Regions from separate parts of the Mus musculus genome. Here region 1 is linked to region 2. Evidence: chromatin loops called from intact Hi-C (ENCODE). Cell type or tissue: left cerebral cortex. All regions are shown on one strand. Each heading gives the region's core, and the rest is flanking DNA. Links, peaks and the distances in the headings are about the cores only. Region 1 holds the start of Gm31408 (a long non-coding RNA gene). Region 2 overlaps Arhgap32 (Rho GTPase activating protein 32).

Region 1 (15,484 bases), core at 3,442-11,441, 710 kb after region 2:
GACTCAGGGTTAGGATTTGGAGGCGCTGTGGGAGTATCCGTTCACTACTCTCTCCTAATCCTCTCAAATCGCCCGGCTCTACAGCTGTTGGTGCACCAGATAAACTATTTGTTCAATTATTCTTGGCCGGGATGGGGCGGCTGACCTCAAAGGCTATGAGCTTCATAATTCCGGCTACTTCAATCAGCCAGGCCCTCCCCGGGCTGCCCACGGGAGACAGGGCCTGTTTGAAGCCAGGGCACTGGGTTCGTCTTCTTTCCACCCTTTTCATCTCCACGCAGACGGCGGGGCGCGGGCACCTCCCGGTGGACGCCGGCAAGGAACAGCATCAGCCGCGGGCCCCGTGCCAATGCACAGAATCAAGGCGATAAAATAATTACAAATGAAAGGGAGATTAGTGAGCACTGTGGAGACAAATGCTTCCAAAATGGTTCTAGAAATCTCCTCGGCGTGTTCTCAAAGGAGACTTCGCTGCAGCTGCCATCTCCATGGTGATCAGGCAGCAGATGCTGGGCCAGGATCACTCTGGACACTTGTCAGAGCCACCCAACACCAGCCCGGGAGGGAGACGTAGGCCAGTCACCTTGGCATCGCAGAAATGCACTGGCCGTAAGCACGAATTTATTTTCCCATTTTTAGTGCCCCTCCCTCTCTCTTGGCCTCTGCAGAGTCCCCCTAATAAGTGGGTGACAGCTGCCGAGAGACTGGTCCTGTCTGGCAGTTGTTCTAAGAAATACTCCAGGGGAGTTGAAGCCTAGTGTGGCTAAAACGTCCTTTGCAGCCAAGATGTCCTCTTGCCAGTCTGTTAATTTTTCCTCAAAACTTTATTTTGATGTCTTGTGAGACTGAGTCGGTATCGAGCAACGCTTTGGGATGAACTCTTCTTTCTGGCCCGCTGTCTCCATTACCTTCCTCAGATCTCCTCTGATAAAGGAAATCTAAGCCACAAGCCATTGGCAGTTGTCAAATCGTGAGTCACCACAAGCTACCAAGCCACACGCTGTAGCATGAACTCTAAAACAGGTAAGAAGGCCTCTCTACCTAATGGGACAGAAAGCCTAAAATGAGGCCGTGCATGGTCTATAGGATATATTTTCCGGAGCTGGCAGCCAGGTACCTCAGCAGTAGCACAAGCTAGGGATGGGAACATATTTAGAATTAGCAAGTCTAACTATGCAACACGCGGCCCAGATTGAAATAGTTAATTTGTTGGAAAGAGGAATGCTGAGAAGCCCCAACACAAAATTCCAAAATATCAAATGCTCTATAATCCAAACCCCAAACATTACCATGATGCCCCATGTGGAAAACCCTATACCCGACCTCGTGTTCTTATCAGGAAAGTCCAGGATCCACATGCAAAGAATGCTTAAAATTGTGTGAACTCTGCTGACACAGCGATATTACAGAAATACAGAGGAGCAGATACTGAAAATGAACAGAAAATCTGCATTCTACCATACTGCACTCAAGCAGCTCAGAGTCTAGCTGAGGGGTGTTGAAAGAACACGACCAGGGGTACTGCAGAGACTTCAACAAAAAATAAATTAATTAATTAATTAAAAGAGGCAGGAACACCAAGTGTCCGGGTGGTTTCCACTGAGATTGAACGTGCCTGAGTGCACTTTTGCAAAGAAAGCTTCAAAGTTCTCCTGCAAGTTTCAAATGAATCTGAATCAAAACTGAAAGAGCAACAGGCTTAAAGTGAGAAAAGGACACGGAGAGCCGGAAGACATGCACAGGCTGGCTGACTGACCACGTCCAAACACAGCTCCGAGCATGCTGGCTCCCCGGGGAGCCTGAGGGCTGCCAAGGTCTGAGGCTTTGTCTCTGGGTTAGCGACTTTCTCCAACTTCCTTTAAAAGTAGCCAACTTTCAGATAGAATTATACACAGAATCCCTATAGCCAAATCTCAATCAAAATGAACATGGTCTGAGTAGAGCAGGTTGGTTCAATGTTATCTTTCCTTAAGAACAGCAGCTTCAACATCCTACAGTGGGTTGGAAGTCTCCTGTCGGCCGAGCTTAAATTCTCTGCCTAGGCATTTGTGAGCCTGTGGTGGCAGTGGGTTTCCTCAATTTTATATCCTCCCCGGTAAGATCATGAGTGAGACACGCCTACCTGCCCACCCCTGCTTCAGGTGCTGTTGGGTAGCTGTTTCCTCCGGGAAGGGCTTGACCGTGGCCTTCCTGAATCCGAGCAGCTTGGATGACCTGCGTAAGTCTCTCAGGATCAGAGTCAGGGCTCCAAAGCCTTCACAAAATCCCCACATATTCCTTCCTTCTCCTAGGTTACAAAGAGGCAGACAATCACTATGGTTGAACTCTCCAGTAGTGTAGCTTCCCAGACATCACCCAGGAGGACTCCTTAGTTGTATAGCTAGCTACCCATATGTCACACAGGAGACTCTTCAGTGGTGGATACCCATACATTGCTCACAGCACTTCTTGTGGTATGGAGGCTTTGAGACACTCATCCTCTTTAAAGTTATTCCAATAACTCATTGGTTTACTAAGCTGTGCTTTCTTTAGTCTGTTCTTTCTTTAGTCTGTCAGTACTCTCCTATCTAGGGCAAATAGATATTTCTTTATACCCCCCTAGGAAAGTCATGGGACAGATATCATCCTTGGCTCCTGTCTCTCCATCAGTTTCTCACTGAAATCACGCACTTGCTTGGCCCTTTCAAAGCCCGCTAACTCGGAACTGCAAAGTACAAGGTCCTATCCCAGGAAACTTCTCTAAGCCATCAAGTATGAGCCCACAGAGCCTCTGCCCTGGTTCCATACTGTACCAGTGAGGCCAAAACCTATAAAAGGCATCTAAATTCACTCCACTTTGCTTGAGCCCACTTCAAAGCTAAAGGCAGAGCCAAGAGAAGAAAATTCCAGGGCTGTGTGTTTATGGCAGTGGGGTGCATACCCTGGAGCAGTTTCTCCCAAGATTGAAACACTCAGTCTAAAGGGAAGTTCTTCAAGACAAAAGGTTAACATCTCAAAACAGCTTCAGGAAGTCCCTGAAACTGACCAGATTCACTACCCCAACCAGATATGTAAACAGTAGAGATTATTGAGAGTCACTCTCGGCCAATCCCAGACCCATCTGGAGAAGCAGAGACCAGCCCAACTTTCGAGAAGAAACCAAGATCAGAGTGTCTTCCTGGAAGAGGCTCGGCCAGCTGAGGCACCTGGAAAGAGCCCTCTCCAACCTGTTGAGCTGCCTGTAAAGTCCTCAGTGTGCTCCAGGGTCCCAGCTGTGTGAGTTGTCACCCATGCTGGGGTGGGCCTTGGCGATGCAGCTGTCTGAATCATTTCTGCTCCTTGTAAGTAAGCCCTCGCCCATACTTTTCTACGTGACCCCAATAAAACTCATTGGTTGACCAAGCTGGACTTCAGTACCTCGGTCTGTCACGAGCTCCCTATTTAGGTAAGTAAATGTATGTGTTGGGTATCCCCAGGGGAAGTCCCATACAACAATATACAACAGTGGTGTGTCTTCTGAAGTACCAATCCTCTCTCTCTGAGGTCTGGAGACAAGTGTCTATTTGCTATCAGGCTGGCATATGTATAGTGCCTTGTACTTCATAGACTTCTGAGGAGAGGCAAGACCAGCTCCGGGGAATGGAGTTTAACCTCACTCAAGTCCTCTGCAGCTATGGGACAGAAGAGGCATTGCAGACTTGGGGAAGGGGAAGCCATCCTACATTTGCTCTGGCAAGAGTTACTCAGTAGAATGAGACAGCCCCTGACCCTTGGCCTCTTTGCTTGCAGTTAAAAGGGTAGTGATGGCCTAAGCTCACACAGGATCTACCTATGAGACACACCCTGGAGCTCAGTGGTAGAAGCTGTGCTTGCCATATTGACACAGAAGTAAAAGCGGGCCAGGGTGGAAAAGTCGTAAATCTGTCCTCCACATCCCGCCTCCTTTTGGTGGCACATCAAGTTCTGACTTTTTCTCGGTACCTTCCTTCTCTAGCTGGCCGCTGCCCGCCATGCTCTAAGGTGCTGACGTAGCATCCCATGCTGCCCCAGTCTACCTTCTTCTTTAGCTTAAGCATTTGGCCTCTGGCTCCACATCTTATCACAAATCCTTGAGAACAGAGACCATACCTCATCTTGGTCAGTATCTCCCTGGGTATCACTGTGACAGCAGTAGATCTCCATGCTCTTAAGATAAATAGAAACTGTATCAAAGGCTGGGAGAGGAGAAGCAGAGGTGACCAGCAACTCCCTGATGGCTGAGCTCTTGCCTAAAACTGCCAAGTGCTGTTGGAAGCACCCGAGCCACTTATCTCATTTCACAACCATCTCTTGAGGTGACCTGTGTTACAAAAGAGGTGATTTAACTGCGGGCATAAAGTGAACTTCTTAATGTCATGCCTCAGCCAAAAGTCAAGGCCAGGATTTGAACCCAGTAAACTTCCAGCCCATGCTCTGCCATGTGTCCGACTGCTGCAGAGGGAAAGCTGTCCCTTGTGAGTAAAAAGTAATGGGGACAAAAAATCTCAGGGGAAGAACACGGACACTTACTTTCAAAAAGAAAGACACTCTACCCAAGTCTGTTCTCATGGCCCAGCCACCATGAGGACAGTCTGCCTGCCACTGAGCTCAGCTCTGTGTCCCCCACCCCACCCACCCCCGTTACTGACAAGTTAGTACAAGTTTTCCTCTGCCACTGCATGAATTGGAAAAAGGTGTGAGACAGATAGGAAGTGTGCATGTGCCCATGGAGTATATCCCCAGACCAGAAAGCCTGAGCTTTCGAATTGCTTGTTGGGGTGGACCTCCAGGCAAGCTGTGAACCCACTTGACAAGAGAACTCTCTGTGACCTAGGCAAGCTAAGCACCCCACGTTAAGTATCCCGCTGTCTGTGTCCCTTCTCACTGAAAGCTTGTTTTGACATTTTTTGCAGCGCTAACTTAAAAGAAGATATTTGAGGTACCAGAATCTCAGACCTACAAATGCAACCGAAGTCACCCGAATCCACCACTCTGCAAGAATCAACCTGTTGGTAGGTGTGGTGGGATGTGTCTATAACCCCAGCACTGGGGAAGGTAATGCAGGGGGGTCATGAGTTCAAGACAAGCCTGGACCATATGACTAAACCCTGCCTCCAGACGAAGAAGGCAGACAAAAATAGTAAGAGGGAAAAAGAAGGATGGGACGAAGAGTGTTTGAAACACACAACGCCAGTAGAACTTCTGGTAGGGAAAGGAGGGATGGTTTTATTAAATAGCAACCGTGTGTGTGCATGTGTGTGTGTGTGTGTGTGTGTGTGTGTGTGTGTGTGTAAAACAGAAAGGAGTCAAACCAATTGCTTTATTCTAATAAGATGTCAATACAGCTCAAAAATATGAAATGATGTGCGTTTTTATCCTCCCTCCACCCCACTCAGCAAATACCCGTGGAGTGAGGTGTGTCTGCTGTGGGCTAGGTTTTGCTCTTCAGTTGTGTACTAAAGACAAATGTTAAGGTGAGCGAGCCTTGGGGAAAAGAGAATTTGTAGGCAGATCTAGCCAGATGACAGAAGAATAAGTGCATACAGTATAAGTTTCAGATGCATGGGACAGATGTGACTTTGAAGTGAAGGTATATATCCATATCCACTCTGTAGCAGAATAGTATAGTATAGTACAGTACAGTAAGGTATTCTCAACAAACTTACAGGGTTGGCTTTCCTGCCCACACTCCATGACTGAGAAGCAGCCCCAGTGAGCACTGAAGCTACCTGCCAGTACTCTGTTCTTCTGGCTCTATAGCCCAGGATGTTGTCAGGGTCCACACATGCTTCAAAAGGTGTCAGAGAGCGAGTCTGTGACTATTGCGTTTTCCTCCTTCCTGCCCTTCTTCAATCTCTCTACAAAAGGGGCAGAGACCTGGACAGGTATATTCTGGAAAGAAATCCTATCACGCGTGACACGTCTGCTATACGATGTGATTTAGCCATGGAGGACAGTGGCTATGGGACTCGGTTTATGGAAGGTGTCTCTGGCTGTCCATCATGTGAAAGCAGAAAATAAAATCGTGGCCACTGGAGCCTTTGGAAAACGGAAGTGGGGACTTACCAACAAGTGTAAGGTTGTATACAGTTACAGAAGATGGGTAAGGGCTGGATATCTGTCCACCTGTAATGCCTAAGGTTTTAAGATATGGTCCTGTGCACTCAAAAACATGTTAAAAGAGTGGATCTCATCTTAGTGTTTTTATCACACACACAAAAATGACAAGCATAAGGGAACTTGGGGAGATGGTGGACGTGGCATTTACCTTGACTGCAGAGATGGTTCATATGTAACAAATGTCCAAGCTCACAGAACTATGTGCAAGTTTTTATATCAGTTACACTGCAATAAGCCTATTTAAAAGGTAGCGCTTGTGTAGACTCTTCTCCATTCAGCAATCCTTCTCTAGCATTCAAACAGACTTACTCTGACCCAGTTCACATCTATTCCTGTTTGAAGAATTTCCCCCACTTCTTTTCTCTTGCCCTTGGGAAATTAGCTTCCTGGTCACATACCTATGGAGGTAAATAGAGGGCCTCCTGCATACTCCCTGGCTCCTAGCTAGAGTGGCTTGAAAAAGGAGGATGCTCTCAGCCTATCTCCACCCAGACCCAGATGGAAGACAGCTTTAGGGAAAATGTCCTGAATTTTACGTTTCGTTTCATAGGCTTCCAGCGTCCACTGAGGCCAGTGCAGCCTACACCTCACTGAGGTAAGTGGATTCAAGCAAGCTATGACTTTCTGTTGCTAATTTACTTCGCTTAGCATACTGTATCCCACGTTTATCTAAACAATGCGAGCAATTCATGCTAGCCCTGGATGGCGTGTTCAGAGGCTACATCTCTGCATCTCAGCTGCAGTCTTGCACTGACAGACAAATCCCAGGGTGGAGTGGAGACGCCCCCGTTGTTCATTGTGCTTAGCTTCTTCGGAACGCCCTTCATGCCTGCTTTTCCAAGGTCTGGCACCCTCTCTCACCTCTGAGAATGGAAAAAGACTAAGAAGCTAGGATATGATACCATTGTGAAATGATCTTGAACTGGGGTGTGTGGGATCAAAGACATACCTCAGAGGACCAGGGAATGAAGGGATGAAGGCTCTCTTGCGCTTCCCACTGGCTGCTGCAGGAGAGCCAAGCACAGGCTGTAAGAAGTGCCTCGTGGACTAAACCTACGCGCTTAGGAACCTAGCTGTTTGGAGTCCCGGGAGATGAAGCTGTGTGCGCCTGTACAGAGGAAGGAATATGCTGGCTTTCATTTCCTGGTCCTTCAAGATGTAGCAACTAATTATTCCGGCGCAACAAGCACCCCCTGGTGGTCATAGGAGGTGTTTCCCATTACAAAAGTGTGTAAACAGCACCATCTACAGTTCATAACATATTGCAGCCTTGCCAACGAAATTCAATTTGCTCCCTTTCATTAAGTACCTGTGAAACAAAACAAGGGTGAAAATAAAACGCAACTCTTTAATAATGTGTGTTCCGTCTCATACTGAGGTATAAACGTCGAACCTCGCGTAGCCACGAACAAAACGTGGATTCTCAAGTTAAACGACTGAAATCTGGTCGTAACTTTTTGAGCTTAGGAAAGTTAATACGGCAAAACTTTGGGGATTTTTTTTTTATCTGTAAAGAAGGTTTTGTGTTTACTTACAGTACTGAACCAAAGCTTAAATAAAATAATACACATAAGATAAAATCAAATATTATAAAGTAAGTTGGTATAATAAATAGGCTTTAAATTACAACAACAAAAAATTCACCCAGAAATGGGGAGTGGGTGTTGTTGAAGCTGTGAACTATTTCTGACATGGGTTTGTCAAATGAAAAACAAGAACTCTGTAAAGTATTTTTTTTGAAAAGTATCCTTTCCTCTCTGTAGAATGATTGAGTCCGACCCTCCTCCAAAAGATGATCTGCCCCTTGGGCACAAGGCCTTGAAACAAACTTCTGTCATATAGTTGCTGCACAAGCTATGGATGGTTACCCTTCCCTTAGTGAGGACTACAGGCCATTACAGAACCTTCTGCAATCTAATAATAATAATAATAATAATAATAATAATATGTTAATTATTCTTGGTTTCTGTGCATGAGACTCGTCTTAGCTGCATGTATGGATGGGCACTGTATGTGTGGCTGGTGCCTGCAGAGGCCAGAGGAGGGTGTGTGATACCGGTACTGAGACTGGTGTTAAGGATGGCTGTGAGCTACCATGTGGGAGCGGAACTGAACCCTGGTCTTCTGCAAGAACAGCTGCAGGTCCTGCCTCAAGGCAGAGTATTCTCCTCCCGGGTAGCCTCCAGACTCCATCTGCAAGATCAGCCCTCCCTAGAGTCCACCCTGACTCTCACCCCGACAAATTTGGAAGCCAAGTTCTCAAAATATTTTGACACACACACACACTCAAACCACACAGAGCCATCCATCAATATGAAGGAGAAATTAGTCCCAGGACCCTCTACCAATATGGTTACCCAAATCCAGAGACGCTCAGGTCCCTTCTGTTGGTTGCATGCGGTCTGTGCCTGCTTCCCATGAACTTCATCTCTGAATTATCTAATGCAATGCGAATGCTATCAGATAGTCTTGTACTGTAATACAACACCTAATACAGTGTAAATGCTATTAAGTAGTTTTTACACTGAATCGTTTAGAGGATAACGGCAAGGAGAGCAGGCTGTGCATGTTCAATACAAATATGATTTATTTCAAATACTTCGGGTCCATGGTCTGTTGACTCCAGAGCCACAGAAGCAAAGGGGCAACTGAACATGTACATATAGATGCTTTACTGCTTCTGTTTCTCTGGGTGTATCGATACTGCATCTTTATTCAACACACCAGTCTAGAGGGGGTTGACTCCTGGTGCCCTCATTCACTTTGATTGTCAGCTTGACATAAGCTAAATTCATCTGAGAAGAAAGGCTCCATAGAGGAATTCCATAGATCAGAATGGCCTGTGAGCACATCTGGGGACTGGGGTTGTCATAATTACAAATTTATACAGGATTCCCAGCCCACTATAAACAGTTACACCCCTAGGCAGATGGCCCTGGGAGTGACAAGACAGCTAACTAAGGAACTGAAGACATGGCTCAGAGGTTAAGGCTACTTGCTACTCTTACAGAGGACTGAGTTTAGTGTCCAGGACCCTTACTGGACATCTCACAACTGCCCTTAGCTCCAGCTTCAGGGGATCTGATGACTTTTTCTGGCCTCTACAGTCACCAGGCACTTATGTGGTCACACACACACACATATAAACACAAATACACACACATATAAACACACATATACACACATACACACACATATACACACATACAAACACACATACACATAAACACACATACACACACATATAAACACACATATACACATATACACACAGACACACATATAAACACACATAAACACACATACACACACATGCACTCAATGCAAACAAATTAATCTTTCTTTAAAGAAACAGAAACACAGCCTGTGAATGAGCCTTCTATCAGGTTCCCCCAACTTTCCTCAATGACCAACTATAAACTGGAAGTGTAAGCCAAATAGATTCTTTCTTCCCTATTATTTTTGGCCATAGTATTTGTCACAGCAATAGAAATCAAACTAGAAACACCTGAGGATTCTGGGCAGATAAGCTGCTCTCTGGGAATGGGAGCTGGCGCATCTGGGGCAGGGTCCATGGCCTAAGAAGATGGGGTTGCTTTTCCCTTATTAGCCTTGGAACTTCAAGACATGGTGTTTGTCTTCGGTGTAGCTTGAAAAGCATAGCTCCTAAAAGGAGGAAACTAGAAACGGCTCTTCTTAGCCATCTGATAAGAGAGTAATTAGCACTACAGGTTGGCAAGGACAGGCCTTGGCAGTGAGGCAAAAGGCAGGTAAGATAGACAAGGGCCAGAGATAGGCTAGCTCTTTTCCCAGGAGGGCCAGCCAGGCTTCAGATGAAACAGGAATCTGTGCTTAAATTGAGGCCGAATACCATGCAGGAATTCCAGGTATGGCATGTTGGTGATACGCTCTGTGTCTTTGCTAGGGGAGTCAGGGAATGTTCTGCCAGAGCTCTTTAAACAGAAATACAAGTTGACTGCATGCAGAGCCCATGGCAGAATGGAAGCCTCAGCTTGTCTGGCCTTCCAGGACAGGCATACCTCTTCCCGGGAACTCCATTCGCAGACTGTAACCTCAGTGAGCCAGAGGCTCCACACACCCATAGAGTGACACAGCACTGGTGCCCAAGAGCTGTGCATTCTGACACACAGCATGAAAAATGTTCCCCCAGGGGTCCCAGAAACACTGCTTACAGACTTCAGACAGGCTCGAGACTCTGCAAGAGAACAGGGTATAAAAGACAGTGAACCTGTGATACTGTGACCACCTATGAAGCTGCTAACAGTAGTAGGAGGTCACCTGATGAGACGGAATCCAGATCACCACGTCCCTCACGTCCACTCCCTACACTTGTCTGCCATCTTTTTTTTTTTTTTTCTTTTTCTGTTTTGGTTTGGTTTGGTTTGGTTTGGTTGGTTGGTTGGTTGTTTTTTGTTTTGGTTTTGGTTTTGGTTTTGTTTTTTTGGTGGTGGTGGTGGTGGTGGTGGGTTTTTTTGTTTGTTTGTTTGGTTGGTTTTTTGGTGTTTTTTTTTTTTTTTTTTTTTTTTTTGGTACTTTTGAGACAGGGTTTCTCCATATAGCCCTGGCTGTCCTAGAACTCACTTTGTAGACCAGGCTGGCCTCGAACTCAGAAATTCGCCTGCCTCTGCCTCCCAAGTGCTGGGATTAAAGGCGTGTGCCACCACTGCCTGGCTAGCTCCCCGTATTCTGCACCCCTAGTCTTTCATATCATGTGATCCACTATCGCCTTTTATTACGTTTCTAACTTGACTTAATAATGACAGATTTCCAGGTAGCTTCTTCATGAACCCTTCATTTGGCTAAGCCTTCCCTACCCCCCTGTTCCTGGATCCCCATCACACCACTACCTGCTTGAGCCTTCCTGTCTCCAACATTCTCCCCCTCTTCCTGCAACCTCACCTGTAGTCTACTATCCTGTAGTCTACTATCCCTACTCCCTGAACGTACTCCCACCAGTTCTTTACTAGTTCCCTAATTTTTCACACATATTCCAGGCTAAACACATAAGACCCGGGTCTTTCAGGAGCTTGGGGCAGGTAGGAAGTCATGAGAGACCGAGTTGAAGGAGTTTAGAGGACCCAAGACCTGAGCTGTTTCAGCTATGTACTCAGTGTTGGTGCAGGGAACCCGGAAGGAGGAGAAAGGCTGGGAGGTGAGCGTAGGTTGGAGGGAAGCCTTGGGGCAGGGGTAGTGAGTGAAGGAGTATGAAGTAGGGTAGTGGGGGGAGAGGCAGGGAAGGGATAGATAAAGGTGTGGGTTGTTGGGAATATTAATGGTGTTTTTTTTTATGTCGTTTAAAGAGCATTTTCTTGGGGTTGGAGGGATGGCTCTGTAGCTAAAAGCCCCAGTTGCTGTTTCAGAGGACCTGGGTTTGATTCCCAACACCCACATGGCAGCCCACATAGGTGACTACCCAGCACTGGATCCTTCACGCTCCAATAATGACCTGCCAGACAAGATGTTCTACTGGTGCAATGTGGTATGACATTGCTAGTACTCAGCCATAAATGGAACAATAATATCAGCTCTATCCCCTTTCAGGAAAGGGGAGCAGAAAGTGCAGGATGGAGGCTAAGGAGGAGTGCTGAGACAGGCTAGCCTCTGCACATGGCATGGCTGCTACATGAACTCACAGCAGAGGTGGCTGCCCACACAAGACCTCCACGGGATCCAAAGAGCTAAAACTCCCATCATGAAGGTGGCTGGATAGATGGCTCAGCAGTTACAATCACTGGCTGCTATTTCAGAGGACCTGGGTTCAATGCCCAGCACCTACATGGCAGCTCACGACCATCTGTCACTTCCTTCTAAGGGGTCAGATACTCTTTACGGGCAGGTACCAGGCATGCACCAGGATACCTGTGTGCAAAATGTCCATGCAAATAAAATTAAAGTAAATGAATAGGGACTAGAGAGATAGTGCAGCAGTTAAGAGGACTGGTTGCTCTTCCAGAGGTCCTGAGTTCAAATCCCAGTAACCACATGGTGGCTCACGAACATATCAGGGGATCTGATGCCCTCTTCTGGCATGTGGGTGTACATGCAGCAGAGCACTCATACATTAAATACATAAAGTTTTAAAATAAATAAAATAACTTTTAAAATTCTACCATGGAGGGGGAAAATTCCCAACCCCCACCCCTAGCTACAGCACCCATGGCAGCTGAGGGCTGCTGAGGGCTGCTGAGGGAGAGGTGGCCACTTTTCCTGGGGAACAGACATTGGTAGGTTGCCCAATATAGGCAGCCCTAACTGGACTGGGCAGGTTATGAAAAATATTTTAATCTAGAAGCTGGCAAGATGGCTCAGTGGTTTAGTAGAGGACCTGAGTTCAGTTCCTAGCACACACTTTGGAAGGCTCTCAACCACCTGCATCTCTAGCTCCAGGGAACCTCACACCTTCTTCTGGCTGTCACAGGTATACACGCAAGTGTGTGTGTGTGTGTGTGTGTGTGTGTGTGTGTGTGTGTGTGTGTGTGTTGGGATGTAAATTAGCACATTAGTTACTACAGAGAACATGTGGAGATGCTGCAGTAAATTCAACAGAGGAACATTTTTTTTTCCTTTTGGTTTGGTTTGGTTGGTTTGGTTTGGTTTGGTTTGGTTTGGTTTGGTCTGGTCTGGTTTGGTTTTGGCTTTTCAAAACTGGCTTTCTCCGTGTAGCAGAGCCCTAACTATCCTAGACTTGATTTGTAGACCAGGCTGGCCTTGAACTCACAGAGATCCAACTTTGATCTCAGTGCTGGGATTAAAGGTATGCACCACTGTGACCAGCTTTAATCGTAGAAACTTTTTAAAGACACTTGCTGAGACAGATCTCTGTATGAGTTCAAAGCCAGCCTGATCTACATAGCAAGTTCCGGGCCAGCGAGAGCTATATGGTGGGACCCTACCTCAAGAAGCAAAGAACAACGACAAAGCTTCTGGTTTGCTGGTTCAGTGACACAAGAAGGTCTGTGAACCACACTCATGGGAAATTCAGACTGTCAGGGGCCCATATTCTGAAATCTGGCCAACAGCACACCTCTAGACAATAGGGATGAAACTTTGAATCAGAATGTACAGTATTCAGAAAGGTGGCAATGTAATCATAGCCAGCGTCTACAGGGGACATAAACACAGGTTCTGAGCAGCACACCAGATCCTAGGAAGGATCTCACAAGGGCTGGACTAGGATTCAGAACTGGACTCCTTCTTTTGAAGAAGTCCCCAGGGGTGTGGATGCCTGCATATGCAACTGGATCTGAGAAGCACCTCCCACAGTCCAGACTAGCTTCTGTAATCAAGCCTCCTAAAGGAAAGCCTGCAGGCAAGAATAGTGTTTACAACACAGCCCGCAAAGAACCACCCAAGGTCTGACCAGCATTGATGGTCCAACATCACAAAGGAAAGTCCAGAGCTATGATGGGCATCTGGGATCCTGGCCAGTGTTCTGCTCTGAGAGGAGTACTGAATAGACTGTGGTACCACATCAAGCCAGCAGAGGAGGAGGTGGTGGAAACTCTACTATTGCCCAGCCCCTCTAGCACACAGCACACCACTCCCACTAAAAGAAAACTTTTTTTAAAATTCAGGGCATAGGGATGTGGCATGTTTCTGCGAATGAGGTGCTTGCTGTAGAAGCATGAGAGCCTGTGTTTGGATTCCTATAACTCTACAAGAGCAGGAGTTTCAGCTCCTGCCTCTTAAGTCCATCCCTGGGGGGGAGGGGGTGTGCCTGAGAGGCTTGGGCTGCTCAGTCTGCTGAAATAGAGAGCTTCTGGGTTAAGAAGAGCGCTCTCTCTCTCTCTCTCTCTCTCTCTCTCTCTCATATTCTCTCTCCCCTTTCCTCCCTCTCCTTTATCCTCTCTCTCCCCTCTCCTCTCCTCCCTGTTTCCCCTCTTTCTCAACCTCTCTTCCCTCTCTTTCTCACATACAACTGAATGAAATAAAGAAGTCTACACAAAGAGATATGAAAGCATAACTAAACAAGGAGATCCTGGGAGTAAAAATTCAACAAGTCAAATAAAAAGCTCATGAAAGCCTCTCCCACAAAATGGGTGACAGGGAAAGCCGAACAGCAAGCCTTGAGGACTAGGTAAGGGAATTGGAATAATAAGTCGATAGCAAAACAAATTAATAAGAAGGTACAAATGGAACATTCAAGGTCTATGGGACAATATGAAAAACCAAATCTTTAAGCCATGGGCATAAGTGGAGAATAATGCTATGCTAAAGAAATAGAGAACATTTTTAACAAAATCATAGCAGATAAATTTCCAAATATAGATTTTAAATGCCCATCCAGATACAGGAAGAATATGAAACACAAAAGAAATAAAACCAGAAAATAACACACCTGACCCATAGTATAGTTAAATTTAAAAAGTGCATAGAAAGCTGCAAGAGAAGCCATCAAGTCACATATAAAGACAGATGCTGAGTGAAACACAACATCTGTTCCCAAAAAACCCAGAAAGTCTTTTGCTAGCAGGAACAGGGACAAAGGACACCTGCCTAACCAGTGGCTGGGGTTTGTTCCAGCCAGCCCAAGCCCTGTGCCATCTTGGGTGAGAACTCAGTGGAGGGTCCCAAGGTCCTCAGAGTACTCTTCACACTGCAGGCACCCTAGTACACCCAGGATCTTGAGATCACTGGTGAGTGGAATGCAACATCTGTTCCATAAAACCCAGAGGGTCTTGTGCTAGCAGGAACAGGGACAAAGGACAAAGGCAGGCCCTAGAACACCCAGAATCTTGGGATCACTGAGACCAGTCTACACAGGAGAGCACATGGGTGACAGAAGCAACAGAGCTTCTTGGACAGGATCCCTTCAGGCCTTCATCCTCAGCCAGGAGGCAGAGCTGAGAGCCAGACCCCTGGGCACCTTACCAGACAGAAGAGAGTCGGCCTCCAGGAAGGGCTCTGACCCCGGGACTCAGAAGGTGGATCTGAGCTCCAGACTTCTGTGCACCTTCCCTGCCAAAGGAGAGTTTGCCTAGAGAGAGTGCTCTGACCACTGGAACTCAGGAGAGAGTTGGACTCCAAGGAGTGCTGACAGAGGCTAAAGAATCACAGGAGGAACAAGCTCCGGCCAGACACAGCTAGAACAACTAACACCAGAGATTACCAGATGGCAAAAGGCAAACATAAGAATTTTACTAACAGAAACCAAAACCACTTGGCATTATCAGAACCCAGTACGCCCACCACAGCGAGTTAGGGATACCCCAACACACCCTAAAAGCAAGATTCTGATTTAAAATCATATTTCATTGTGCTGGTAGAGGATTTTAAGGAGGGCATTAATAACTCACTTAAAGAAATACAGGAGAACACTAAAAAACAGGTAGAAGTCCTTAAAGAA
Region 2 (15,484 bases), core at 3,380-11,379:
ACTCCTTGCAAGAATGCTGGTGTGCATGGAGGTTTGCAAATGCTGCGGAGTCTTTAAGAGTCCATGAAACTGGAGAAGCTGGAGTCTGAACGTTTTGTGAAATTTTATAAAACACAGCAATAAAAGACATTTTAAAATTTCAATACATGAAGGTCTTTGGAACTCACAGGGTCCCCAGTTCCCAAACAGTGCTTATCAGCAATCACTTCTCAACCCCTTCAGGGCCATTGCTTTTTAAATCTGCTCTTGTAAACAAGTGGAGTGAAGTTGTGGACCCAGAAGATCAGCGGCTGAACCACTTGTTCTATAGTCAGCCACAGGCAGGGCTCTAGTAATCGGGGCACTCGTAAATAAAAAGTGTGCTGACAGCACCCTCTAGTGGCTTCCTCAAAGTCCTACTTCCATTTCAGTAAGCACGTTTGAACAAATTGTTTGTGGCCAGGGGCAGTTTACTTTGTGTCAAGCTCTCATGAAGCTTATAAACAAACAGACACAGTCATTAACTCAATAAGTAACTTCTGGGAAGTGGTATTTAAAGAATTAAGAAGGCTGTGGGGGCAATCCATGGAGGCTGTCTGGTGTGTCTCTGTGAAGGGGTGGCCTCCCGTGACTTGTGAATCAGAAATCTCAAAGACAATGAATCAGAGGCAGATTCTCTGGGCCATACCAGTGAGCTTGGATTTAGTGTGTGTGTTTGAGGATAAAATAAAGAGGAAGAATTCTCCAGGAGAGGGCACAGTAGCATTCACCATCCAGCAGACAGCTCTCAAATAACCTTTAGGAGACACTGATGTAAGTCTAGGATTCTACACATCCCATGAGATGTAGGAGGCATGAAAAGTTTGATTCAGTTACCCAGTTAGTGTTTTAGTCTCTCCTACAACACCCTTGCTGGACAAGAAGCTACCTCTGTGGCCTGTGTATGCTGCCGGTAAGCACTGTGTCCCTGAGCAATAACCGCAGTTTGAAAAGACACGTCTGATTGCTTCTACCATTGAGGGTCGTCCCTCATACAAAGGCACAATCCTTTTGTTCTAAGAGCTGTATATACACCATGAATAGCATATCCCACCTTCTCAAGTCTATTTTTCCTGGGGTGGGGGTCACAGGGGAGCTGAGTGTGCTGCTAAGGGATGGAGGAGGCATGAAGGTAGGAAACCTGTCTGGACCACAGTCAGCCACATTCTCTAAACTTTTCTGGACACAGTCAGCCACATTCTCTAAACTAAAGTGGGACTCAGTCCAGAGAACTAAGATAACCTTTAAACTGTAATAGAACCAGGCACTGTCCTGGCCCACTCACCTGTGATTCTGAGCTCAGTATTGGGAGCCTTTTCCTGGCTTCGTGGAAGCCACTCCTTGCATGTTTAGCTTCTTTGAAGAGTCAGAAAATCATACCTTTCAGCCTCCTAATAGTTATAAGTGCTAATAGAAGAGACCAATTTCCCACCACAATTAAGTAAGCAGTATTACGAAGAACTTATAAGGACAGTAACGGACTTGCTAGCAGTTCCAGGAAACTATGAACCACAGTCAGGACAATAACTTTCAGAAATTTCTTGTAGGTCTTGGGGTACCTGGAGATTTACCTCACAAGGTGCAGCACCAATGGAGCTCTGATAAAGTAGATCATTCAGGAACTAATTCTCATTTATCTAAATGTCGTCATTTCTTGGCATATTGGTTTTATGTTTGCTGAAACTATCTAAGCCCTGTTTTGTTTTGTTTTGTTTTGTTTTGTTTTGTTTTGTTTTGTTCTTCTCTCGAAGTTGCTATGCCTAGGGAAAAAAAAGAGATCTTTTTCCTCTTCACTGTCTATATTCAGAAATGATTTGTAGGGGGTGTGTATTGAGAGAAGGTCTGTCTCACCTCCAAGCAACCTGTCTTTCTAACTTTCCAGACACTCCATTCAGTTTTATGATGAGCTCTTGATAGCACATGGACACAAAACAAACAAGATTCATTCTTTCCATGGACAATGGTCTGCTGTCTCCCACCTGGCCAAGATGAAGGACTCTTGAGCATCTTCTTAATGCTTTGCAATGGACCTGATCATACTTCCAATAATTGTAGGGACTATACCAGACTACTGCTTAAAGCACTAGAATGGAATACTAAAAGGAACAGGAGACAGAAGTCCTGCCTTCTAGAGTCCACATTCCAGATGAGTAAGATAATACATAAATTGAGATAATAGCCAATCAGGGTTTGAGAGTGCAGTAGAGCATTTTAGATAGGATGACTGAGGAAGCCATTTCCAAGGCAATGATGAAATGAAAGAGCAAGGAACTGAACATCTGGGTTTGAACCTGTGCTAAGACTGAGTGGAAGTAAACTGACATGTTTATGGAAGAGCAACGGGGCCCATGAGACTGCAGTGACATGCCAGAGGGAAGGTGGTCACACTTGGCTTTCAGGCCAACTCTCAGGAAAGATTTGCTACGCTTTCCTCCATTTCCCCGGGGCTGGAGGAAGACATCATTGTCACTTCCAAAGGCCCCTCTACCTCCAGTATATGGTCAGAAAGCTGTAAATATAAGGCTGACCTTCTTTTCTAATGTGTATGGATGTTTTTCCTACATGTATGACGTGCTTGAGGAAACCAGAAGAAAGTATTGGCTGCCCTGGCACTTTTGTTGTGAACCACCACATGTGTGCTCACTGGAAGAGCAGCTAGAACTCTTAACTGCTGAACCATCTCTCCAGCCCCCAGAAACTGGGTTTGAGCCAGTGCAAAAGTGTGAGAGAGAGGGGGAGGGGGGAGGGGGAGGGGGGGAGAGGGAGAGGGAGGGAGAGGGAACCACCATGAGCAACAACACTGGTGAATACATTGCTATCTCTAACCTATTCTGCCTCTTTTTTTTTCTTTCTCAAAGCCTTATTACTCCTGTAGGCTGTCTTGGGTTTTAATCACTGGTCTTTGCTAGCAGGATGTCAAAACAGTGTTCTGCATGATGTTGTGTTTCCAGTTCCAGAATTCAGTGGGAGGATGAGTCGAGTGGAATTGGATGAAAGGTGACAGAGCCATGTGTTGTGCCAAGCTCAAGGTCTAGTGACCTTCCCAGGGTACATTCCCAACGAATGGGAACAAGAATGGCTCACCTTACTTTGCTTGTGGGATGCATTTGTACATATGTGTGGTCACATGTCTAGCACAACATGCTTATGAAAGTCAGAGGACAATGTTGGGTGCTGATCCTTGACTTCCACCTAGTTTAGGACATGGTCTCTGTTCTTCGCTCTTGCATATACCAGGCTAGCTGGTCCATGGCCTTCTGGATATTCTCCTGTCTCAGTTAATCTTGCCATAGAAGCTCTGGGATTACAGATGTGCTGTATATGAGTTCTATGTATTCAGAATTAAATTCTCACACTTGCATGGCAAGCACTTTTCCCATTCTGCTATTTTCATCAGGGCAAGTTTCATTTTAACGACTCACACCATGTTCTCCCACATTCAGCTCCTTACACCCTGGCTCAGGAATTATGATTCCAAGGATGAAAGTAGATATAAGGGATTAGGGCCTGCACGGGGAACTTTTACCCAATCACTGGCATCCACAGCAAAAAAGAAGCCTCTGTGTGTGTGCGTACATGTGCACACACTCGTGTGTATGAGTGCATGTGTGTTAAAGACACTGAGATTTTGATGCCATTACTTATTGCAAAAACCTAGTTTATGTTAACTCAGGGGTAGGGATGGTATTCCCTGCAGTTACCAGTAGCATCAGTCACCCAGGCACTCCTGTATCATGGTTTCCTGGTGTTTGAAGACACACATTGGGCCAGACGTGAGATAGAGAAAAACTGCAGGCCCTGGACTCAAAAACCTAGGGTTGACTCCCATTGAACGTCAGTTGAATGAGTCCAGGTATATTATTTACACTATCTGGTCTCAGCTCCTTTGTGTTCATAGTGCTGAAGAATTCCAGCTCACAAAACTGATCAGAAAGATTGATGAGTTAATACTAATGTATGCAAGATATTTAAGACAGCTTTGTACATACGAACTGATCACTAAGCTGTTAGTGCTGTTAGCACTTTCAACACTATTAGTGCATACTGTTCTTTGGACAAGCACTCGTTATTAACTCTGGTAAAATCTGGAAGAATATATGCACATCTAAGGATAATAGGAAACACGCTAATCATTCACCAAGTTTTATTAACTCAGTATGGAGAGGAAGGCAGAGCCATCTCTTTCTAGCATGTTTACATACACACAGACACACTTTTCTCCCTAGCATTTTTTGCCCAGCAATCCACAAACTCATTCTGTCTTGTGTTATGACTGGTGAGCCTATGAGCAATGGATCCAAAAATGGAGTACAACCACACAGATGCCTGCAGAAAAAAAAAAGTCATGGCTCTGAGGTCCCTGGGACCGTTTTCAGATACAGAAAACACAGCTCTGACACAGAACGTGGACACTGTTCAAGAGTCGCATGATCAATAAGGAAATAAAGGTTTCACTGGAAAGCTTTTTTTTTTTTTAAAAAAAAGTATTTTTGGCATTTATTAAGACCTTGTAGTAAGCAATTATATTGTTTAGAGACTCAATGTGATGTCTCTTTACTAAATTATGCCTTGACATCTAACACCAGAACCCCTTTCTTAAAAAGTTTATTAGCCATGCAAAAATAACAGCAATAATTTTACTTGCTTACTTACTTACTTACTTACTTACTTAATTTACAGACAGGGTCTTAGTATATAGCTCTGCTGGGCCTAATGTTTACTCTGTAGACTAACCTGGCCTTAGACTCAGAGATTTACCTGTTTCTGCTTCTCAAGCTCTTGAATTTCAGGATTATACCACCACTTGGCTCTTCCTTTTGAATTGCATCTGTGTGTGTGTGTACGCATATATGCCTGTCTATGTGGGTGTATGTGGAGGCCTGAAACTAACATTAGATTGATCTATCACTCTCCGCCTCGTTTTCTGAGACAGGATCTCCCATCGATCCTGGAGCTTACAATTTTGGTTAGACTGGTTAACCAGGCAATGCCTCTGTGAATCTTCCTGCCTCCTCCCTCCGTGAGGATTACAGGAACTCCCTGCATGCACAGCTTTTTACACGGGTGCTGGGGATGCAGACTGGGGGCCTCGGGTTTGTGCAGCCAGCACTTCACCCATTGAGCACAGCACAGCACAGCAGTCTCTTTCTTTTATGACTGACATAAAATAAACTGTAAATGAATACAACTGAAATGAATTAAAGCCTCACAAGCAACTGTTAGCATAGGATGCTCCTCCTTTTAGTGGCTGTGTGGCGTTTCACTGTTTTGGTGAACTCTGGCCCATTTGTCACTTGCTCTCCAACTATGCCTTTTAAGGAGGCACGTGTAACTCAGTCCTTACCGAAACTGTTGGTAGCTACTACACATTACTATTCCCATCTAGACATGGGGCTGTAGCACCATAGTACACCATGATGGGATTGTGTGGGTGAAGAAGTCTGTTAGTCTCACTGGTGGCCAGGTAGCAAAAAGAAGAGCAGGTATCCCAATACTCTTCTCAAACATTCCTAGTGAACTTCCTTCCATAAAGGCCCATTTCTTAAAGGTCCCACCACTGACTAATAAGAAAGTAGGCTGGAGACCAAGTACATGTGGGCCTTTAGAGAACATCTCAAGTCTAAACTCTAGCACTCAGTATTCCTAAAGCGATGGGAAACCAAGGTGTAAGCCAAGAAGTGATAGCGTTAAATGAACTAGACCCAAGTTCCTGTAATGAGAGTCAACCTATGAACTAGGCTGCCTTCATCAGCACTCAGCCTTGACCCCAGAACCCCACTGAGAGGCCACCAACACTCTAGGTTCCTGAGGCTGACTCCAGACCTATGTGGTCACAACCCTAGTCGCTCCTGCTTTCTAGGTGATTATTATGGGTCAGACATTTTGGGAACTACTAGCTGAGAAACTTCAGGCTTTTTCTTTTAATTGATGTGTATAAAAACATTAGTTGAATGAATCTGCAAAATCCTTGTTCTTAAATGTGGGTGTCAAATGTTCTTTATGGACTAGGATGTATGTGGGCATGTGTGTAAGTCAGAGGTCAGAGGTCAGTGATAGGTGCTTTCTTGGGTCACTCTCCACCTTTTGAGACATTCTCACTGAACCTGGGACTCAACTGTTTAGTCGGGCTGTACGGTCCATGAACATCAGAGTTTTGCCTGTTCGCTTAGCCCACCTCTAGTCACTATCTAGGATTTTTCTATCCATGAACAGGGGCAATGCAGAGTCTCCAACCACATGGCACCCTCACATTCCAAACTTCCTCCCACTTGGCCCCATCTCTTCAAGACTTCATTCACCACCACTCAATAGTGAAGTGCCACAGCTGGCGACTAAAGCCCTTTGCCTTTACAAACATCGGGACATTTCAGATTCCAACTGTCTTAAGGGATCCCAAACTTACCACTGCATCATAGTGGAATAATTTGTTTTGAAGTATACCAGAACCATAGTTTATAGTTTAAAATAGGGCTGCTCAGATGTCTTAGCAGGCTAAGAGTTTGCTGTCAGGTCTGACAAGCTTGACCCCTGGAATTCCCAAGACTGAAGCAAAGAACTGACCTCCTCTATACCTGTGATGCGCTGTGGTACGTACATATGCACACACACACACACACACACACACACACACACAGAGAGAGAGAGAGGGGGGGGGAGAGAGAGAGAATATGAAGCAATGATATTTAAAATAGAAAAATTAAGTCTTGTTTTTTTTAGGAGGCATGTTCTCACAACATGGAAAAGTATGACCAAGGGTCTTAATATTGGTGCTTGCACATACACTGGGTTCTTCTGCAGTGAGTAATTAGCAGCACAGTAAACTACCTTTTTATAGAGCAACACAAATGACTACAAATTCAAACACTGACACTGCAATTTACCATCAAGTCCTGACAGACATACATTTTGGTGAGGTAAGTCCTGCATTTTCATCAGTACCAAGGAAACTTGGTAATAAAATAATTGGAATGACAGACACTAAGAACATGCAGTGTGAGCGTCCAGCCTGTCTTTCTGTCATCTCTGTTGACCTTTTTCCATGGAAACACTACTCAGGTCTGCTTCATTTGGAGCAGGGTTGTTCCAGCATACACAGCATGAGTGGATTGCCAGGGGCACCCAGACCATACAGGAAACTCCTCAGTGCTGGGCAGAAGGGACAGAGCTCCACCAGGCTCTCAAAAATGATTTGAACTTACAGCCCACAGGAGAAGACTCATCTCTGGGAGTTAGCTATTAAGGTCCCCTTTCTCCCAACTCTTGCTGACAGTGAAATGGCATCGGCCAGTTAGACAACTGCATGACTCACATCTACAGCAAGCCACTTCACTGAAAGCCTGCTTCCACTGGGTGTGCCATGCCCAGCTTTGCCACAGGGAACTGAGTCTAGAAGGCTGGTTATTTTCTGGCTACTTCACTCTGAAAACAGGATGTCTGAGATGTGTTGTAAGTATCTGAAGGCATGTGTTTTTCATTCCAACGCCCCCTTTGGAGGATTCTTTGAAGCCAGTTGAGTTTCCTGAGGACTGCATTCTGGGTACCAGGCAGCAGAAGACAGCAGATCCGTTAGAGAAGCCCTAGGACACTGTCTGCTTAGATGTTCCAGAACAGATAGAAGGCCTATGCTCTAAAGATGAGTGTGTGAGCTGAGAGGAATGTAGCCAGATAGCACACTATAGCTCAGTGGACACACGGTATGACCTAACAGGCCATGTGATATGAACACCTAATCCAAACACTCCATCACAACTCCCATCTAGTTCATCTTAATCCATACTTCATCAAAAAGGAAACACATACACAAAGTCTGCTTTAACCTGAAATAATTCTGTTGATATTGGAATTGCTTTCAGTGGGACATTTGCTTTAAACCACAAGATATCTCCATCTCAAGTACAAAAATCCCTTTTCCCCCACCCACCCACCCCAGCCAAACAAACAAGGAAACAAACAAAACCCCAAACCCACAACTCAGTTTCAAATAAGTTTGGAAGAAATGAGACTGTAAATATTTACACAGGGGGCAAGAAGTAAATCACAAAACTATTTACAAAAATACACAAGCTTATATGCATTAACAATTTACACCAGTTCACAAAAATATTAAAACATAAAAAACACTCTATAAATTAAAGAACTCAAAGGTATGATCTAAGACTTCCTAGGATGCGTCTCTCATGCAGGGCATGGTTGAAAATCAGGTTTCGCTATCTCAGAATCTAAACTGTAAAAACAATCATTTTTTTTTAAATCTCTGAACATTAACAGTACTAATCAGATAAGGAAAAGACCCTCTGTGCACACCAACATTATCTTGCATACATTAAAATACTTCATTCTTGACATTTCCGTAACACACAGTACTGACGATCACATGCCTCTAACCATTTGGAAGTAACTTTCTGACATACTTCAGCTTTCTTTATTACTTTCTTGCACTCTCTGCTCAGGTGACACTTTGCCATCATACTGAATGGGTGACCAATAGGGCTGGAACAGAGAAATGGACTTTACAGGAACCTTCTCTGAATTCACTGCTGCTTCCAAACTGACAACCGGCTCTCCTGCTCTGCTCACCTTCCACGTCCCTCCTCTGCACAGAATTAGTCTTGGGATTTTTTTTTTAAACCTGACCCTACATTTTAAAAACTGTTTTACCATTGTAAGAAATGTGCAGGCCCTGCCCTTGGAACTGTCTCAGGGACTTCTCCAAACAGCATTTAAAATACATAAATGTATGTTTTAAAAGAAACTGAACTCAGTAAGAAATAAGGCTCAGATTAGATTTATTAGTAATAGTAAGAACATGATGGATGCCCCTGGAGCTTCTAGCTGAGCTCCTAGACTGCTATCTAGGAACATCTACTTCAATCTAACCAAACCGTGGAATTTCGCCCAAAAGCTAAAATCTGGAGACATGGCTGAAAAAGTTCTAGTGGGGTGAGATTATGTTTAATGTGTAAGGCAGTTCCACTTCCATGACCATAACGCTCCATGCCAACACTTGAAAATAACATTCAGTTCCTGTGTTTGTGAGGTCACACACGAGGCGGACGACACTGAGGTAACCTGGCTCACAGTGATTTGCCATCCGATTTCTGCCCCCACAGAATTAGAGAAACATGTGGGCAAAGCTGTTCAATAGCTGAATCCAAAGTTAAGGCTGGTGCTACATACAGTAAATCACTTTAGACTTCATCTAAAGTTTGTTTTCATAATTATACCAATAATCTGAATTATGATTCTATCTTTAAAATACTTTTTCTGACATTTCTGAACCCAAAGGATGTTATTAATAAAGAAGTTGTTCTAAGGAATCAACCTTAGTATTTATAAAAGAGACTTTAGTTTCAGGAGCAAACACTACGTGTGACAAACTAATCCACAAATATCAAAATTGGCCTGGACCTTGTAGCACTTCTCTTCAGGCAAGGCCTGAAGTTACAGAAGCAACTTGTCTCACTCACTGTGGCACTGGCCTCTATCCCTCCATCTGTGCTGCTAAGGATAGTGTTCAGGGCTGGTGTAGTCTTCCAGAGGCCAATGAGTTGCCTCCTTGACAAAAAAGATGACTAAGGCTACAAAAAAATTTTAAAAAAGGTGTCTGCCAACACATCTACACATCTGTATGCCACGTGGCGGCACCCATCAGGTTTCCGGACACTCTGATAGTCAGGTCTGCACTTTTAATGCAGATGCCCAAGTTCTCATAGACCTTTGCATGTATTGGTGTTTCCAGATATCTGCTTTGGACTTCATTGTTACTCTCTGGTCAATCTGGGAAATAAAGAAAACCTCGTAGACTATCTCCAAATATGAGCATGTTCTTAAAACTTTAATTCTAAATATATAACCTTAAAATGCAACTATATGATTTAATTACAAAGACTGCCATAAACCTAATCTTTCACAAATTCACAGCAGTCACAGCAGCAGGACTTTAGCCTCTTGAAAGATTTCTTCCTTTGCTCTAAATAAAAGATACTCTAATCCAAAAAAGCCAGAGCAGCAACCATCCAGTAAATGGAATGAAATCTCCTGTGTCTCCTACGGAGTATTTAAAAGATACAAATGTACAAAACTCAAGTATCATCATGATTTATGGAATGAAATGCCAATCTAACTCAATCTAAACACAGGACTGCCTGACCAGTCTCCACTGTCTAGGGTGAGATGGGCCGAGAAAACCAGAGGGAAGCTGGGCCAGAGGTGCCACATCCCAAACCCAGTAAGGAATGCAACTTTCAAAACAAAGTCCTGGGCATTCACATGTTTAACACGTCTAGAGAGTTAGAAAGAACTATTCTGAAATGCTGGTGTCGGTGACAAATGCAGCAAGCCTGTGACCGCACAATGAGGGGAGCCAAACCACGCGACCCCCAGAATGCCAGTGGATGAGACGGACTGTGTACTGAGGAACAACGAACAATGTACAGTTGCCTAACAGACAACTTCTAGGGATCCTACAAATTCCCAGGGGATCTGTACTCTAGGTCAGAAACATAATAGTGTGTACATTTCTATCCCTAGAAAACGGATTTCTGTAGTTAGACACGCTGTCCTTTCTTAAGGAGAACACTGTGGATGATTCTGTACTGGCACTAAAGTGTGCGGATCTTGTTGTGGGCCATGCAGGCTGGTAGCACACTGGAAGCACTACTGATGCTCTATGTTAGCAGAGTTCACTGACAATACATATGAACTTCATCTTTCAAAGAAAGCTCCTTAGGAGCTCCCACCCTGTCAAGAGAACAATTATTGACAGTGCGGAATATGGCTCACATTGGACCTGCTACTTACAGTGATGTGGCACTAAATGCTGAAAATCCTAATTCCTTTACCTTTTAATCCACTAGCAGTCTAAGTGACGTAGCTCAAGGATCAGGGAGTTTTTCTCCTCTCTAATTTAGAATACTAGACTCCTTTGTGGAGAGGGATAATGAAAGCAGAAAAGAGTGGAGAGTCCACCTGGGCAGGCTACACGGCCCTGGACAGGGGAGTGGGAACACAACAAGAAATGCGGAAGCCCACCAGGAAATAGAGGCAAACTGCTCTGAGCTAGGTTGCAAGTGCTAAGAAGGAAGGGCAAAGTTAAATTCAGTGGGTTAAAGGCAGTCCTTGGGGTCCTAGAGATCAGCCCTATAGAGCAAGTAGGGTCTACGGCCGGCGAGAACTTCTTTACTAGGCTTTCAGCACAGCACTTTACATCATCCAGCTCTCTGTAAGGACAAACAGCACAGCCTGTGATGGATAAGGCGGTAATGAGTGGGAGGGGAAGGTGGTGATTTGCTTTTATTATACTTCTTTCATGTGGCCAAGGGGTTTGTAGCTTTTTTTTCTTTCTTAAATCTTTTTGGTTATTGGAAAAAAAATAGAACAGTCCACTGTCCAGCAGAGGCTGCTTCAACTCTATTGCTCCCGGGGCTCATTCTGCATGGATCTGCGTGTCGGGATGTGGCAAGGACAACTCTGTGGGCAGGAAGGCCCCCTGACCCAATGCTGTGGCGTATGTCCTGCTCTGTGGATGGACAAAGCCAGAGGGCACATAGGCCCCCATGCCCGCCCCTCCAAAGCCTCCTCGCTGGTGCTGGGGCAGGGAGTGGTAATCCTCCAGGTTATCATACTGGGACACAACAGTCATGCTGCTCTGGCGCTTGCTGTGTGTCTGATACTGGTATAGCACGCTGGGGTCCCTCTCCAGGTTCTGGGTATGGTGAAGTTTTAGGCTGTGACTCCTCTCTGGTTTGGGGGGTGGGACCATAGACTGAGAGAAGTGTTCCTCCTCCTTGTAGCAGTCTCTGGAGTGTTTCTCAGGGCCAGGTGGCTGCCTGGCTCGAGGTCTGTCCAGATCTTTGGGAAGCCTCACTTCCTTGTGGTTCAGGGTTAGAGACCCCTGCCCTGATGTCATATATTTCCCAGAGTTATGGTAGTTGCTTGGCTCAGAAGTGTCTGGCATCCCTTTGGACCCATAATCTAACTGGCCAGCTCCCTGGGGATAAGGTGGTCCATTTTTTGATTCACATAATTGCCTATGGCTTGCTTCCTGATGCGCCCTGTGCTCTGGGAGGCTACAACCCATATCGTGAAGCTTTCTGTTCCTAAGGCTGCTTTGCTTCTGCGGGAGGGATGGCTTTTCTGCCTGTGTGCTGCCATACCCTCCATGATGGTGGGCTCTGTCAAATTCGGACTCTGGGTGCTTCCTGTAGAAACGCTCGTCCCCCTCAGGACTGACAGCCTTGGCTGGGTGCCGTCCCTCTTTCCCCTCTGCCACAGAGAGAAGTCCAGTTTTCCCAGGATCTGATTTGCTGCGCAGATGGATGACATAGATCCCTCCCAAGTCTTCTTGCACAGCTGGTGTCATGTTGTCATACTGCGACATGATAGGCCCTTTTACCTTCTGCCGTGCTCGGCTCTCTCGGCGGATGGACTGCATGCGGTATTTTTCCATGTCCTCAAGGTCCCATGAGGTGTAGGTGTGCTTTCCGTCAGCAGTGGGGGGCATAGTGACTACATTATGGTCATTACCAGAGAAATAGCCAGTTGCATTGGCCCGTGGGCGTGGAGGCAAACCAGCATAGTTGTACACGTTCTTTCCTTGTAGCCTTGGATTGTAGAAAGCAAAGTCCCGACTGGACAGGCGGTGGAGGGGCCGCAGCTGGACTGTGCCATAGGCATCGACATCACACAAGGCCCCCTCAGGACTGTAATAGGAGCTGGAGGAGCTGGAGTACGGACTATAGCGATAATGGACCCGTCCATTCTCAAAGTAAGGCTGAAGCTGAGTTACGTGATAGTCTGAGCGGGCCTGGGAGGACTGGTATGGCTTATACTGGTAGACTGGTCTTGGGCAGTAGGCTGGTTCATCATCTGGGGGAACTTCTGTCCGTGAAATGGGAACAGAGCGGATCATGGAAGGTGGGGGTGCATGGAGGGACTGTACCCTCCGGATGGTAGGGTAAGGTAGAATGTCTTCAGGGCAACAAGGATTCCTAACCGAGGAGCCCAGAGAAGAGACATACTCAACCCGACTACACGGCTTGGAGTGGTGTCCAGACATGTTTCTTCCCGGCGCCACATAGGTGTTATAACGAGGACCCATGGAGGCTGGTGGCTCTGACCGGGCACCATATACCTGATGTGGCTCCAACTTATTGTGGTGTGGAGGAACACTCTGGGGGCGAAACTGGCAGTTTGGAGTCATATTGAAATGCAAACAGTTTTCTGGACCAAAGGGCTCTGCGGTGACATCAGGCCTAGCAAAGGAGGAATAGGCTATCTTCTGAGAAGCATGCTTAGGCTGTGAGACGGGGAGTGGCACGGGCATCACATCATCCACTGAGGCTGACGAAGGGACAAAGGAGTGGTAATTTGAACTGCTGGTGGCATCTGCAGCGCTGGAGTGCAAGGCAGCAGCCATCTTGCTCTCCATTGTCCGTGTTGGGGGAACTGGGGCAGCAAAGCCACAGGAATGGCCAGGAAAAGACTCAGCACGTAAGTGGAGTGGTGGAGCCCTGCTGCTTTCCCGAACCTTCTCAGGCAGTCCAGGCTGAGGAGCAGAGGCGCCCATGGGACACTGGGCAGCAGCAGTGCCATCACTGAGGAAGATGGGTGCGGGGTCACCCATGGCCCGAGACTCAGGTGGCCTCTCGGGAGCTGGAGCCGTTCCCTGGACCTGTGGGAAGACAGCGATGTTAAGAGTCTGTTGTTTAACACCAACCCCTCAAAGCTAAATGCTAATACATTTATAAGGGGCAAACCCAGGCTATTTGGGTGACAGCTCAAACTTTGTCCAAGCTCTTCAGTTACACTGAACCTGACCCATAGCCCCCCAAAAAAGAGTATGTGTGTGTCTACACAGTACGCTATTACCTATGGAGACATGTGTAGTGTTTGCTAACTCCTGCTAGGGTTGAAATGTGAAGAGAGACTGCCTACAATGGTATCTTAATGTGCAGAACCAATGACAGGATTAGGCAAAAAAACCAGTGCTGGGCCTAAAAAAAATAAACATCCTACCTATTGGTCTCAGCACCAAGAAGATTTTATTTAATGAAAGCAGCTGATTTTATCAGCTGGCAGGAGTTTCAGAGTGACTCAGTTCCATGTAGCAAGCAGTTTTAAACTTCCAGATACAGGGAAGAGTTTCAAAGTGACTTGTCTGCAGTGGCAGCATGTGAGGGCTTACTGCCTCTGCGTTTTGTCCATCCTGTCAGTGGGCCCACAGATAAAATATGTTGTCCCTGAGAGGTAAGTTCTACAGCTAGTACCCTCCAGGAAGGGCCAGAATTTTAACTCCTTTTGGTTAAGGTTACCACAAAACCTGTAGGAATTAGGAAAACTCTTTGGCACTCTGTATCTAGCACTCCCACCCCCCCAACGCAGGCATTTGAACTATGCAACACAGCTGCTCACAGCAGGGAAATAACAAGAACTCCAGATATCATCACTCCTTAGACCTCTGAAAGCCCTGGAGATGAAGTACCTTCAATACAGACATCAAGGGTTGGGTAGTCACAAGGTGGTCACATGACTCACTCTCAGTCACCTGAACAGTGAGGCAGCTGGAAAAGACAATCACTACTGCAGCCCTGGGCTCCCTCTGCCTCATTCTGTCAGTGTGTCCCCGTGAAAGAGCTCAGTGCTTCAGGAAGGAAGGAGAAGCAGCAAGGATAGTTAAGCTGCAGTCACCAGGGGCTGCTCTGTCATTACACAAAGCCAATAGCCAGGCACAGGCAGAGACCGCCTGCTTCAAATGGCAGATTCCATGGAAATCTGCCACCTGACTGACACGCATCTGACTAAAAGATAATACATCCTACCGAATGGCATACCTTGGGAAAAGTATACTACTTCACTGACTTCCTCTCTAGCTTACCTTGTGGGAATTATTTAATCCTATACTTGGTGCTTCTTGTACCTGCCCCACAACTGGTGGCTGCTCTGCAGGCCTCTGGGAAGGAGGTGGAGGGAGGGGCCGATTAGTTCTGTGCGTGCGCTGAAGGGTGGCAGCCACAAAATCAGCAGCCGAGGGCTGCTCAGCCAGGACCCTGCTGGCCTCGCTGTTGCTCGGTTCCGCTCTTGCTGGAGTTGCCATCATGTAAGCCATGGTGGCTGTGCTGGAATTCTCTTCAGGGGACCCAGAGAGAGGGTGGTGGGCTTTGTCCCTAGGCAAAGTAGAAGGCATGGGAGATTTGTCTGTAAGTTCTGAGGAATGGTGGGGTTTATCCACACTGGTACCAAGGTAAGAGAGGGGCTGATCTCCACAGGAGAAATGGAGTGGAGACTGGTCCTGCTCCAAAAAGGAGACAGTGGACACGCTGCTCTTCCCAGCGTGGTCTTCAGGGAAACTTCCATGATCATCAGACTTCTCTGAGTCTGTTAAGGGAGCTGAAGTGCTTCTAGCCTTTTCTGGATCCCCAGATATATGGTTTCGATGTAGCGAATTCCCTATTAAGTCTACTTGGTG

The links. A loop is a pair of places that touch in the nucleus more often than their neighbours do. Peaks named below come from ENCODE experiments on the same cell type or tissue, not always from the same donor. Only the 100,000 strongest peaks of a DNase experiment are listed, where the experiment ranks them.
Region 1: a loop joins it to region 2, with 3 times the contacts of the local background. A loop is called at or near these places in 3 of 42 quality-filtered maps.

Annotation. Positions count from the first base shown.
Region 1 is chr9:31,551,492-31,566,975 of GRCm38, reverse strand. It overlaps Gm31408 (a long non-coding RNA gene), which reads right to left and starts at 7,278. Exons shown (of 4, transcript XR_379214.3): 1 at 7,067-7,278; 2 at 2,123-2,287. In left cerebral cortex, for the core only: a CTCF peak has its summit at 7,331 (motif pointing left); DNase peaks (open chromatin) are centred at 6,900 and 7,277; H3K4me3 peaks cover 529 bases; H3K27ac peaks cover 746 bases.
Region 2 is chr9:32,257,108-32,272,591 of GRCm38, reverse strand. It overlaps Arhgap32 (Rho GTPase activating protein 32), which reads right to left. Exons shown (of 23, transcript NM_001370958.1): 22 at 14,894-15,484; 23 at 7,827-13,690. The coding sequence ends at 11,444. Among named protein-coding and RNA genes, the nearest start is that of Kcnj5, 79 kb to the left of the region's middle. In left cerebral cortex, for the core only: a CTCF peak has its summit at 7,498; DNase peaks (open chromatin) are centred at 3,710, 4,312, 4,978, 7,318 and 1 more place.